2 separate regions of the Homo sapiens genome follow, and region 2 is linked to region 1. A link is a loop called in an ENCODE intact Hi-C map of the cell type or tissue named here. Cell type or tissue: heart right ventricle. All regions are shown on one strand. Links, peaks and the distances in the headings refer to the core of each region. The heading gives the core; the rest is flanking DNA.

Region 1 (5,379 bases), core at 277-5,276:
TGGAAATACTGTACATAAAGAGTGGTTGTGACAATTTGTCTTTTTTTAAAAAAAAAACACATCATAGGTGTCCACTATTACTGTGATGCTGCATAACAAATAATTCCCCCATTCTCCATGACTTGAAATAATGAATATTCATGTTGTATTCATGTTTCCATTCACTGTAGTTTAGATGTACCCAGCTGCTCTTGCCTGAGCTTTTCTGGCCTCTAGGCTTGGGTCTGTTTCAGGTCTGCTTTACACGTCTCGATTTCAGGTCAAAGGGTGACAATTGCCTGGTGGCATGCTTTTCTCTCATGGCAGAAGATAGAACCTCAAGAGGACTGGCAGCAACTCACCATGCCTCTTATAGACTCAGCTGGTCTATAAGACCAGAACATTGTTACTTCTGCCCACATTCCATGGGCCAAAACATCACAGGGCCAGGGCCAAGGCCAAATTCAATGAAGTAGGAGGAATATTCTCCCTGTAGTGAACCACAGCAAAAGCAGGCAGGGGAGGAAGAATCATAAATAATAGATTCAGGCCCCCAGTGCAACACCAGGCATCTACAGTGTTCACATAAATGGGAGCTATTATCACTATAGTATCAAATAGGAAAGGTATTAGAGATAGCACTGAATGTATAATAATTCTAAAACACACCTTAAAAGCAATTTAATTTTTTAAAAAACCACTTTAAAAAGTCAATCGGTTTGTAATTTTGTTCTTCTCGTAATCAGAGTAGGCATATATGGTCCCTCTGTGTGAATCTGAAAAAAAGGTGCCTCTCTAAGCAGATGAACCCTAGGGCCAACAGCTAGGCAAGTGCATAACAAGATCCCCCTTCCATGTGGTAAATGCAGCTCTGCAAAGAGCCCCTGGCTGGGCTGGGAGAGCTGAAAGGGAGCTGCCCTCTCCACTGAGCCTATTGTGCAGTGCACGACCTACACACCGTATGTTGCAGCACAGCTCCTAAGAGTAGAAGGTGGCCTGGGAGCCTCATCCTGCTTTCGGTTCTGGTTCATTGACACCATTGCTATAAACAATTTCCTTGGAGCTTTGATTCACAGCTTTCTTTCTGCTTTCCAAGTTATGGACTAGAAAATTGGAGCTTTGGGGACACACTGGCACCTATTTCGCAGAGCTCCTGCGGCTTTTTACGTCTCCCATCTGAATCCAGACCCAGGTGACCTAGCAGCTCCCAGACAGCTCTAGGGCCTGGAAACTGGGATCACAGAGAAATGTACAGACTTACACAACTTAATTTTCTTCATCCTGACTGACAGGATGAGGACAGAAGGGAAGAGGAGGGAACTCTAAAGAAGCTTTAGAAGGCACTGACATTATAAGCTTGTGGATAGATAAGCAGCTCATGGGGAGTGGAGTGCGAAGCAGCAAACATGGGGGGAGAGATTGATGGAGGCACCCCAGGGTGGGGAGCGGGGAGATCCTTATGTCTACACATAACAACTGCTGTGAGAAAAGATGTGCAATTCAGTCCTGCATTGCTTATTTGGAAAATTAATTAGTAAGTGGTTAGCAAACAATGGTTCCACTGAACAGAATATTAATCTTCCCCCAAATTTATTTAGACCCTAGGCATAGAGGGGAGAGGAAGAAGGAAGGATCTGGCAGAGGAGGAGGGAGGGAGGGAGAGAAAGAGAAGGGTACAGGATGGGAAAGGATAGGAGAGGAGGGGAGGGAAGGCAGGACCTGTATCTGCTTTGTTCCCCAGGATCAAGCACAGGACCCGGCCTGGAGAAGGTGCTCATTAACATGAGAGTGTATGAGTGAAAGAGAAGGGAGATTGCAATATTGACATCCGTGATTCTACTAAAAGCATCGCCAGTTGACTACAGTGAGACATCTTACATTCCCACTGATCTGCTAAATATGTTATTTGGAGAGTCACCCCACACTCTTTGTAGCATAACTCATCAGTCTTGTCTACCGCCTATCTCATCATCCTAGATTTAGTTCTTTTCCCCCTCCTGCAGGCAGTGTAAAGGCCAGCATCCCGCGCTCCTTGCCCTCTCGCCCTCTCCTGCTTCAGTTTTCCTGTTTTCTTGCCTGTAAGTGTCTGTTAGACACTTCCTCTGAGGTTTATTTGCAGTCTGACCTGTGAATCTTTGAAATATTCTCTCTCATGGTCTCACTCCAGTGACACCATGAGCAAGGCATTGGTAATGACAGCTCATTTGGAGATATTAGCGGCTAGGCTGTTTTCTTTTATGCTGTCTAGGTGTAGGCTCTGGAAGAAGACGGAAGCACTGAAGGATGTTTCCTGAGTGAATTTGAACACTGTGCAGAAAAAAAACCTGGCTTCCTTTCATCTTTAAAATGTAATTGGGTCCAATCAGGTCTAAAATGATAGTGTCTGGAAGTCCACTCTCAGGAATGAGTCCTACCATTGGTCAACCCAGCCTCCTTGCCAGACCTTTCCAGATCTGTTCGGAACCCAGCTGCTGGAGTGGAGATTCAACATTCTGGGTATGGCATGTTTATTTCGAAACAATCATGAGGCTTGATTTGATGTAGTGAAAGAAATTAGTGCTTGCTGAATACGGCCCAATTATTACAGCATTAATTCATACGGATTAGCAGCTGACATCGGCTGGGAAGCACACATCAGGACATTTCAATACGTTTGGCTAAAAAGAGCTGCCTCTCCATGGATGCCGAACTCCCCAGCTCCACCCCCAAGCCCAGATGATGACTCCATATGGGAATGACTTTCACATCAAGGGCATGTAGCGTTATTTTAATATTAGCTGGCAAGGGACAAACAGAGGCATGGTTGGGAGATGCCCCGAAAGCTGGTCATCAAACAGATCCCCTTTAAGACCTACTTTTTCCCAAGCCCAGGTTCTAACCACTAAATGACTCTTCAAAGATGGAAGAAACTGGTACATGCTAATAGGAAACATAACCAAACACTTTCTTGTGAAGTATCAAATTTAGTATGTGAATCTACACCTTGTGCAAGCAGTTAAGTATGTTCTCAGCTGCAAGTAACAGTAGCTTAAACAAATAAAGGACTGTTTACTTACTGTTATGGAACTGAACTGAGTCCTGCCCAAATTCATATGTTGGATCCCTAATCCCCACAACCTCAGAACGTGGCTGTATTTGGAGACAGGGCCTTTAGAGAGGTGACTGAGTTAAAATGAATCATGGCCCTTGGCTGGGCCCTTTATTATTCAGAATTCTCCACAGAAGCAGAACCATTAGGGTATGTACACACACACAGAGATGCACACACACACACACACACACACACACTGTAAGGAATTGGTTCACACAATTTTGGAGGCTGGTAGGTTCTAAGGTCCAAAATCTACAGGATGAGCAGGAAAACTGGAGACCCAGGAGAGCCCATGTGTGAATTCCAGTCTGAGTTCCAATGCCTAAGAACTAGGAAAGCTGATGGTGTAAATAAATTCCAATCTAAAGGCCCAGAAAGAGCTAATGTTTCAGTTAGAGTCCAAAGGCTGGAAGAAAGCTGATGTTTCAGTTCAAAGGCCATCAGGCAGGAAGAATTCTCCTGTACTTATGGAAGGGCCAGCCTCTTTGTTCTCTTCAGGCCTGCAACTGATTGAATGAAGCCCACTTACATCAGGAACAGCAATCATTTTATTCTGTTTACCCATTTAAATGTTAATTTCATTCAGAACCACCCTCACAGACACACCCAGAATAATGTTTGACCAACTATCTGGGAACCCAGCAGCGTAGTCAAGTTGACATGTAATATTGACCATCATGGCCCAATCCAATCTGACTGGTGCCCTCATAAGAGGAAATTTGGACATACAAAGAGGCACTGGGGATGTACCCATTAAAAATAGCCATCTGCAAGCCACAGAGAAAGGCCTCAGAAGAAATCAAATCTGCCAATACCAACAGCTTGATCTTGGAGTTCTAGCCTCCAGAACCATGGGAAAGCAAATTTCTGTTGCTTAAGGCATCCGGTCTGTGGTATTTTGTTATGACAGTCCTAACTAACTAATATACACACACAGCAAGAAGTCAAAGGATAGACAGCTGCTGGTGCTGGTTCCACAGTTCAGTGGCATCCAGACACATGTCTTTAGGATTCTTTTTGGCCTCTTTTTATGTATTAGACCCATGGTTACATGATGGCTACGGCACCCCAGGCAGGAAGAAGCAGTAGGAGATAGGAATTTATCTCTGTGAGGCTTCAGGAAGAAATAACCTCTCCAATACACAGCTGCCTACGTCTATTGGCCAAAACTGCGTGGCCACTATGATTTGTCAGAGAAGCTAAAAAATAAAGTATGAACCTTCCCAGACTTTACAGTGAAAGAAGGCAAGGGAGAGGGAGTTGGGATTGTATGTTGAATGAGCCTTCCTACAATACCTGTCACAACTTGGTTAACAGAAAGAATTTCATGCCAGGAATGTTTTGCACACAGTGGACACTAGATAAAGTCATTGTGACTGAAATGGTGAGGTTGAGTGTTTGTGATTCTCATCAGGCATGTTTTCTGTCCCTCCTCAGATCCCCTTGGTACCATCATTTCTGGGCCCCTTGGCCACTGGCTTTTTCTCACTCTATAGAGACCCACCAGATCCATTTGGGCCTGAGCAGTTTCAGCATTTGGGGTTGCTTGCCAAGAGGGTCAGACCCTCCCTGTAGGGACTGCTGTATCCCAAGGCTCATTAGCCATGTGGCCTTCTGTTTCTAGGTTTTTGTTGTTGTTTTGCCACTCCTGGTTTTGAATGAAACATTTCACCTTAAGGTTCTGGCTTCCCAAGCAGCTCCCAGCAAAGCCAGGTATTGCTGGGAGATATGAGAAGAGTCAATTCCCCCGTGGAGTAAAATTTGACCAAAGGCAAATAGGGAATGAGAGAAAGTCCAGTAAATTCCCTCTTTCTTTCCTCTGTGGACTTCTACAAGATATGGTTTCTCTGTACATCCTCATTGGAGATGTCCACACAACTGAGTAGACACTGGATTAATTTTTTTGTGGCTGCTATAACAAATTACCACAGACTGGGTGGTTTTAAATAGGAATTTATTCTCTCACAGTTCTGGAGGCCAGAAGTTCAAAATCAAGGTATTGGCAGGGCCTCATTTCCTCCAAAGGCTCTAGGGGAGATTCAGTTCTTTGCTTCTTCCAGGTTCTGGCAGCTTCAAGCACTCCTTGGTTTGTGGTCACACCACTCCAATCATTGGCTCCATGGTCACATTGCCTCCTCCTCTGCTGCCTGTCAAATCTCTCATGTCTCTTGTGAGGACACTCGACATTAGATTCAGGGCCCATCTAGATAATGCAGGATGTTCTCTTCATCTCAAGATCCTTAATTACATCTGCAAAACCCCCTTTTCCAAATGAGGTCACATTCATAGGTTCCAGGAATTAGAATGTG
Region 2 (5,379 bases), core at 118-5,117, 260 kb before region 1:
TGTGGCTGACCTTTGCCATGCTCTTTTGACCTGTTTCTTTTTACTTTGTTCTGAATTGTTCTTTAAGTGAAGGAAGAAAATGTTCAAAGAAGGGACGAGCTCGCTACCCCGACCCCAAACTTCACAGATGGTGAGGGCCTTGTTCTGGTGTTTATTGGATTCCAATCCTTAGTGCTTTTCTGGTTCATGTTTCAATATGTGCTTTCCAGAAATCAAAACACAGAAATCTACATATTTACGGCAGCGGGGATGGGGTGGGGGGTGCGGGGAAACGGGGGACTGTGCTGGGCTGTTGGGAAGAACCCACTGGAAATGAGAAAGTTCCTCCTTTCTGCTCAGGGATGGATCCCAGTATATTTTGCTTGTCACATCCAGACCTTATCCAACTCCCCAAAGACTGACTTCATAATGGCAGAGAAAGGTTTCCTCTTAGTCTGTCTCTGAGATCAAAAGGGGAGGTCTTTCCTCAAGCATTAGGTTGTATTTTTGTTAGGATGAGTGAGTGAGAAGAGAATATATTAAGTAGTCCTATGAAGGTCTTTGCTGCTGGTAAGGTGTGTGTATCTAGGAGAAGTCTGACCACATAATTAGCTGAGAAAGGTCCGTCTTTGAGTGTCGAATGATACTTGCATCTTCATAGTTAATTATAAGATGTCAGAGCCGTAAGTCAAATTTCATGTTTAGGTCCTTATTCTAATTCTGTGTCCAAAGAGTAGTATAAAAACAAAGTAGGCCTGGCATGGTGGCTCACACCTGTAATCCTAGCACTTTGAGAGGCCAAGTCGGGTGGATCACCTGAGGCCAGGAGTTCGAGATCAGCCTGGCCAACGTGGCGAAAACCTGACTCTACTAAAAATACAAAAATTAGCTGGGCATGGTGGCGGAGGTTGCAGTGAGCCGAGATCGTGCCACTTCATTCCAGCCTGGGAAAGCGAGACTCCATCTCAAAAACAAACAAAAACAAAGTAGATGTTTAGTTATATATTTATATTATAAGAGAATCACTGCTATTCATTCTTGCCACAAACATTTGAGTGCTTTCTATGTACAAGAACTGAATTTTCTTTTTTTTTTTTTTTTTGAGACTGGATCTCTCTTTGTCTCCCAGGCTGGAGTGTAGTGGCACGATCACAGCTCACTGCAGCCTCAACTTCCTGGGCTCAAGCGATCCTCCCACCTTAGCCTCCCAAGGAGCTGGGAGTACAGGCACATGCCACCATGCCTGACTAATTTTTGTATTTTTTGCAGAGATGATGTTTAGCCACATTGCACAAGCTGGTCTTGAGCTCCTGGGTAAGCAATCCTCCCGCCTTGACCTCCCAAATTTCTGGGATTAAAGGCATGGGCCACCGTGCCTGGCCCAAGCACTGAATTTTTATTAATGTAAGAGATTTCTTTGTCTTTTTTTTCTTTTTTTTTTGAGGTGGAGTCTTGCTCTATTTCCCAGGCTAGAGTGAAGTGGCACAGTCTTGGCTCACTGTAACCTCCACCTCCCAGGTTCAAGTGATCCTCCTCCCTCAGCCTCCTAAGCTGAGATTACAGGCACATGTCACCATATCCGGCTAATTTTTTTGGTATTTTTAGTAGAGACAGGGTTTCAGCATATTGGCCAAGACTGGTCTTGAACTCCTAACCTCAAGTGATCCATCTGCCTCGGCCTCCCAAAGTGCTGGGATTACAGATGTGAGCCACTGCGCCCGGCCGATATTTCTTTGTCTTGACCGTTTTTTTTTTTTTTTTTAGAAGACAGAGTCTCGCCCCGTCACCCGAGCTGGAGTGCAGTGACGCAATCTCGGCTCACTGCAACCTCTGCCTCCCTGGTTCAAACGATTCTTGTGCCTCAGCCTCCTGAGTAGCTGGGATTACAGGCATGCTACACCACACCTGGCTAAATTTTGTATTTTTAGTAGAGACGGGGTTTCACCATATTGACCATGCTGGTCTCAAACTCCTGGTCTCAAGTGATCCTCCCGCCTCAGCTTCCCACAGTGCTGGGATTACAGGTGTGAGCTACTGTGCCCGGCCTGTCTTAACCTTCCGATGGGGCCTATGTGTTTAATTCCAAACATACAATGTAGGATGATTAAATCAGGATAATTGGGGTTATCCCATCACCTCAGCATTTATTTCTTCTAAGCATTTAATTACAGATCTTAGAATTGTTAGTGGCTTTAGACTCTTTACTTTGTCAAATGAGAAAAACAAGGCCTAGAGAACCTAAGTAACTTGCCTAATGATTTAGAATCCAGAACTGCTATGTCTCTACCAGTATATATTTTCCCCTTCACATCCTTCACTAATTGCTTAAGAGCAAAAGTATGCAGTTATGGCCGGGCGCGGTGGCTCACACCTGTAATTCCAGCACTTAGGAAGGCAGAGGCAGGAGAATAGCGTGAGCCCAGGAGTTCGAGATCTGCCTGGGCAACATAGTGAGACCTCGTTCTCCACCAAAAGGTGGGGGGGTGGGGAAGACAAAACCCCCAAAACCCAAGTGTAACTACCTGCAAAAGTATGCATTTATACATTTCATCTAATATATACAAATATTAAATATTTAACAGACACCAAACATTTAATAATTTTGCTTGTCTTCTCCAGCCTGAGAAAAGCTTTGACAGATGTCCTGTCTCTAAAACACACTCACTGGAAGCTTGAGTCGTTGCTGCTGGGTCCTCTTAGTAAGTTTCCTTAGAAGCACACAGAACATTTAACATGTTCTCTATCTTGGGAGTGCTGTTCAAAAAGCAGAAGCAGCCCAAGGGCATCTTCTTTTGCCACCAGGTGGCACGCTTGTGAATTGGGAACTGGTGGAAGGAATGAGTCAAGGTGAGGGTTGCACTAAAATGAATCTCCCAGCTGGGCAATGTTGAGGAATCTGAGTGGGGAAATGCTTCATTGCAGAGAATGAAGTCTGTCTGATTTGCCCAGAGATCACAAAAATAAAAGACAGAAAAGCAGAACATGAAAATGCTACAGGAAAGGTGGGATCGGCACAAATGATACCTTGGCACTATGTCCGTGTGGTTTAAGGCAGAAAACTGAAGGGCTGACTTGGCCCTGAGGAGGAAACTACTCAGTAGCAGAGGCAGGAAGGGCCCAAACCACAGGTGAATCCACCCAGGTTGAACGCCCACACAGAGGTGTGTGGGTGGGGTGGGGTGGGGTGGGGTGGTGCAGCCTGACTGCCTCCGCTGCAAAGGATGTGCCTTTGTGTGCAGTGTGACATCCCTCTCTAGCCTTGGCGAACCTGGGAAACACTTCGTCTCACATGTCCTTGGAAATGTGGGACCCACATGTACCATGGGCTCCTTTGTACCACTGAGAGTCTCCTGAAAAGAGTAGGTCCAAAAAAAGGGGGGCTTGAGCCCAAAATGGGCTTCTGCACCTTATGGACACATGCATCAGCTCCTGGGCAGGTCAACTTAGGAGCCCTTCTAGTCATCCCTCTGGCTATCCCTCCCCTCAGTTCCTTCTTTCTTTATTGCCATCTTCCTCTGTGGATGTTCATCTCCCCAACTCTTCATTCTGAGCCTTCTGGAAGCACCCTGTGTCTTCATGCTGCCATCAGGCACTGTCCCCCACACTCACTGACTCCGAGGGTCCTCCCTCCACCTCCTCCCCCAAACTCCTCCCTGACACCAGCCAGTCCCCACAGTTGCTGCTCCCCCGGCAGCACGACAAAGCTCCCTTCTTCCATGTCCCACTTCTGCCATACCAATGGCCGGGCCTGCTTCTGCTGTACCAGTTGCCAGGCCCTGCATCTAGAGATCCTGGTTTGACTACTGTGGGCAAAGCTCTGGTGGTTCCGACATGCAGCTGGGATTGCTAATGAGTGTATGAGTTCTATGATTGTTTCTCCTCACTGCTGTCAGTGGCCAGTCCTGTGCCCTGGAGACTTGAGGGTGGGTTCCCCATCCTTCTCTGCTCCCCAACCTACTACCTTGTCCTGAGGTTCTAGTGTCCATCTATTTTGCCATTCAAAGTAATGGCAAAAACCACAATTACTTTTGCACCAACCTTCTATAGAAGGCCCTGTGCACTGTCTGATCTGGAATTTCCTGGTTCTCCTTTAGCAGTGGAGTCATTGTCATCTCTATCCTACTTCAGCCACCCTGGGCCTTGTCATTTCTCCCTGGCCCCTCTGTTCTTTGTAGTCTCCACTCCCTCCCTGGGGGATTTCATGGACACCACTACCACCCTCTGTGTGCCAGTAAGACTCCAGAGTATATCTGTGGATATACCCCACCTCCTGCCTCCAGTTTCCAGAACCTTTTTGCTGCTGCCTGCTGGGCCAAATGCCTCAAAATCTGTTTTACCCCTCCAATCTATTGGCACCCCATCTCCCCATCATGTAAGACAAAACCAGGGATATTTTTCTCCTTGCTTCTTCACTGTCCAGGGCCAGCCCACCCAAGGTCCCAGGCTCACCTGGCATAAAGCCACCCCTCCCCTTCATCCCACCACCTCTGGTTGATGCCCTCATCAGCTCTTTTCTGGGTCGCTGACTGGTTGTCTCCTGGCTGACCTTTCTCCAATTCTGTTCCCCTTGCACTGTCCTTCACTGCTCCCAGAGGAGTCCTCCTAAAACATACATCTGCAGCTCACCCCCTTACCATGACGGAGGAGGCCTCCGGGGGTTCTGCCCTCTGTCCCTCTCTAGCCTCACACCGGCAGCAATTCTGAATGATTTTGTGACTCCTAGGCACTGACTCCACTAGTTCTGTGATATTTGGTCTTGAATGTCTCTCCCTTCTCCCCTGACCCAAGTGATAGACCTTTCTCCTCTTCTACCCCTCAGCCTGGCTGCACACATCACTTGTTTTGAGCCCTAGGAATCTTTTTCTGAGCCTTCTCCACTTGCCCACTGCCTTAGTTTCCCAGCTCAGTTCTACATAATACTCTGCCCTGTTTTAGCCTGTACTTGCTTCATTGTATGGTAATTATGTGAGTCTGTCTTCCCCACTGGGCTGTGAGCCCCTTCTTTGTATTCCCAGGCCAAATGATAGGAGCTCAATTCCCATTTCATCAATAAGGACACGTTACACAAGTGCTTGCTTTGTTACTGATCCAGCCTTGTTTGCCATTAATTACTGACACTCTAGCTTTAGCTTTATTTCTCTGTTCTGTGATTCCCCTGTGTCAATTAGTTCATCATCTTTAGACCAACCTTGAAATATACTTAAGGAGCTACTTAAAAAAAAAAACTAAATATGCTGTAATGAAGTCTGTTATTTTGTGAATTTTAAATGGCTAATCATTTTTAAATGGTATAGTGCTATTGCTTGAAACCTTAAACTGTCCAAATTCTGTAAAATCACTAAATATCATGTACATAATACAGTACTGAGACCTGGCATGCAGATAGAACATATCTTTAAT

Evidence for each region. Peaks named below come from ENCODE experiments on the same cell type or tissue, not always from the same donor. Only the 100,000 strongest peaks of a DNase experiment are listed, where the experiment ranks them.
Region 2: a loop joins it to region 1, with 2.8 times the contacts of the local background. A loop is called at or near these places in 13 of 110 quality-filtered maps.

What each region holds. Positions count from the first base shown.
Region 1 is chr4:54,943,909-54,949,287 of GRCh38, forward strand. No RefSeq gene overlaps it. Among named protein-coding and RNA genes, the nearest start is that of LINC02358, 100 kb to the left of the region's middle. In heart right ventricle, for the core only: a CTCF peak has its summit at 2,154; no DNase peak of the experiment used is centred there; H3K27ac peaks cover 779 bases.
Region 2 is chr4:54,681,027-54,686,405 of GRCh38, forward strand. All of the region lies in intron 1 of KIT (KIT proto-oncogene, receptor tyrosine kinase), which reads left to right. Among named protein-coding and RNA genes, the nearest start is that of KIT, 26 kb to the left of the region's middle. In heart right ventricle, for the core only: a CTCF peak has its summit at 2,772 (motif pointing right); a DNase peak (open chromatin) is centred at 2,775.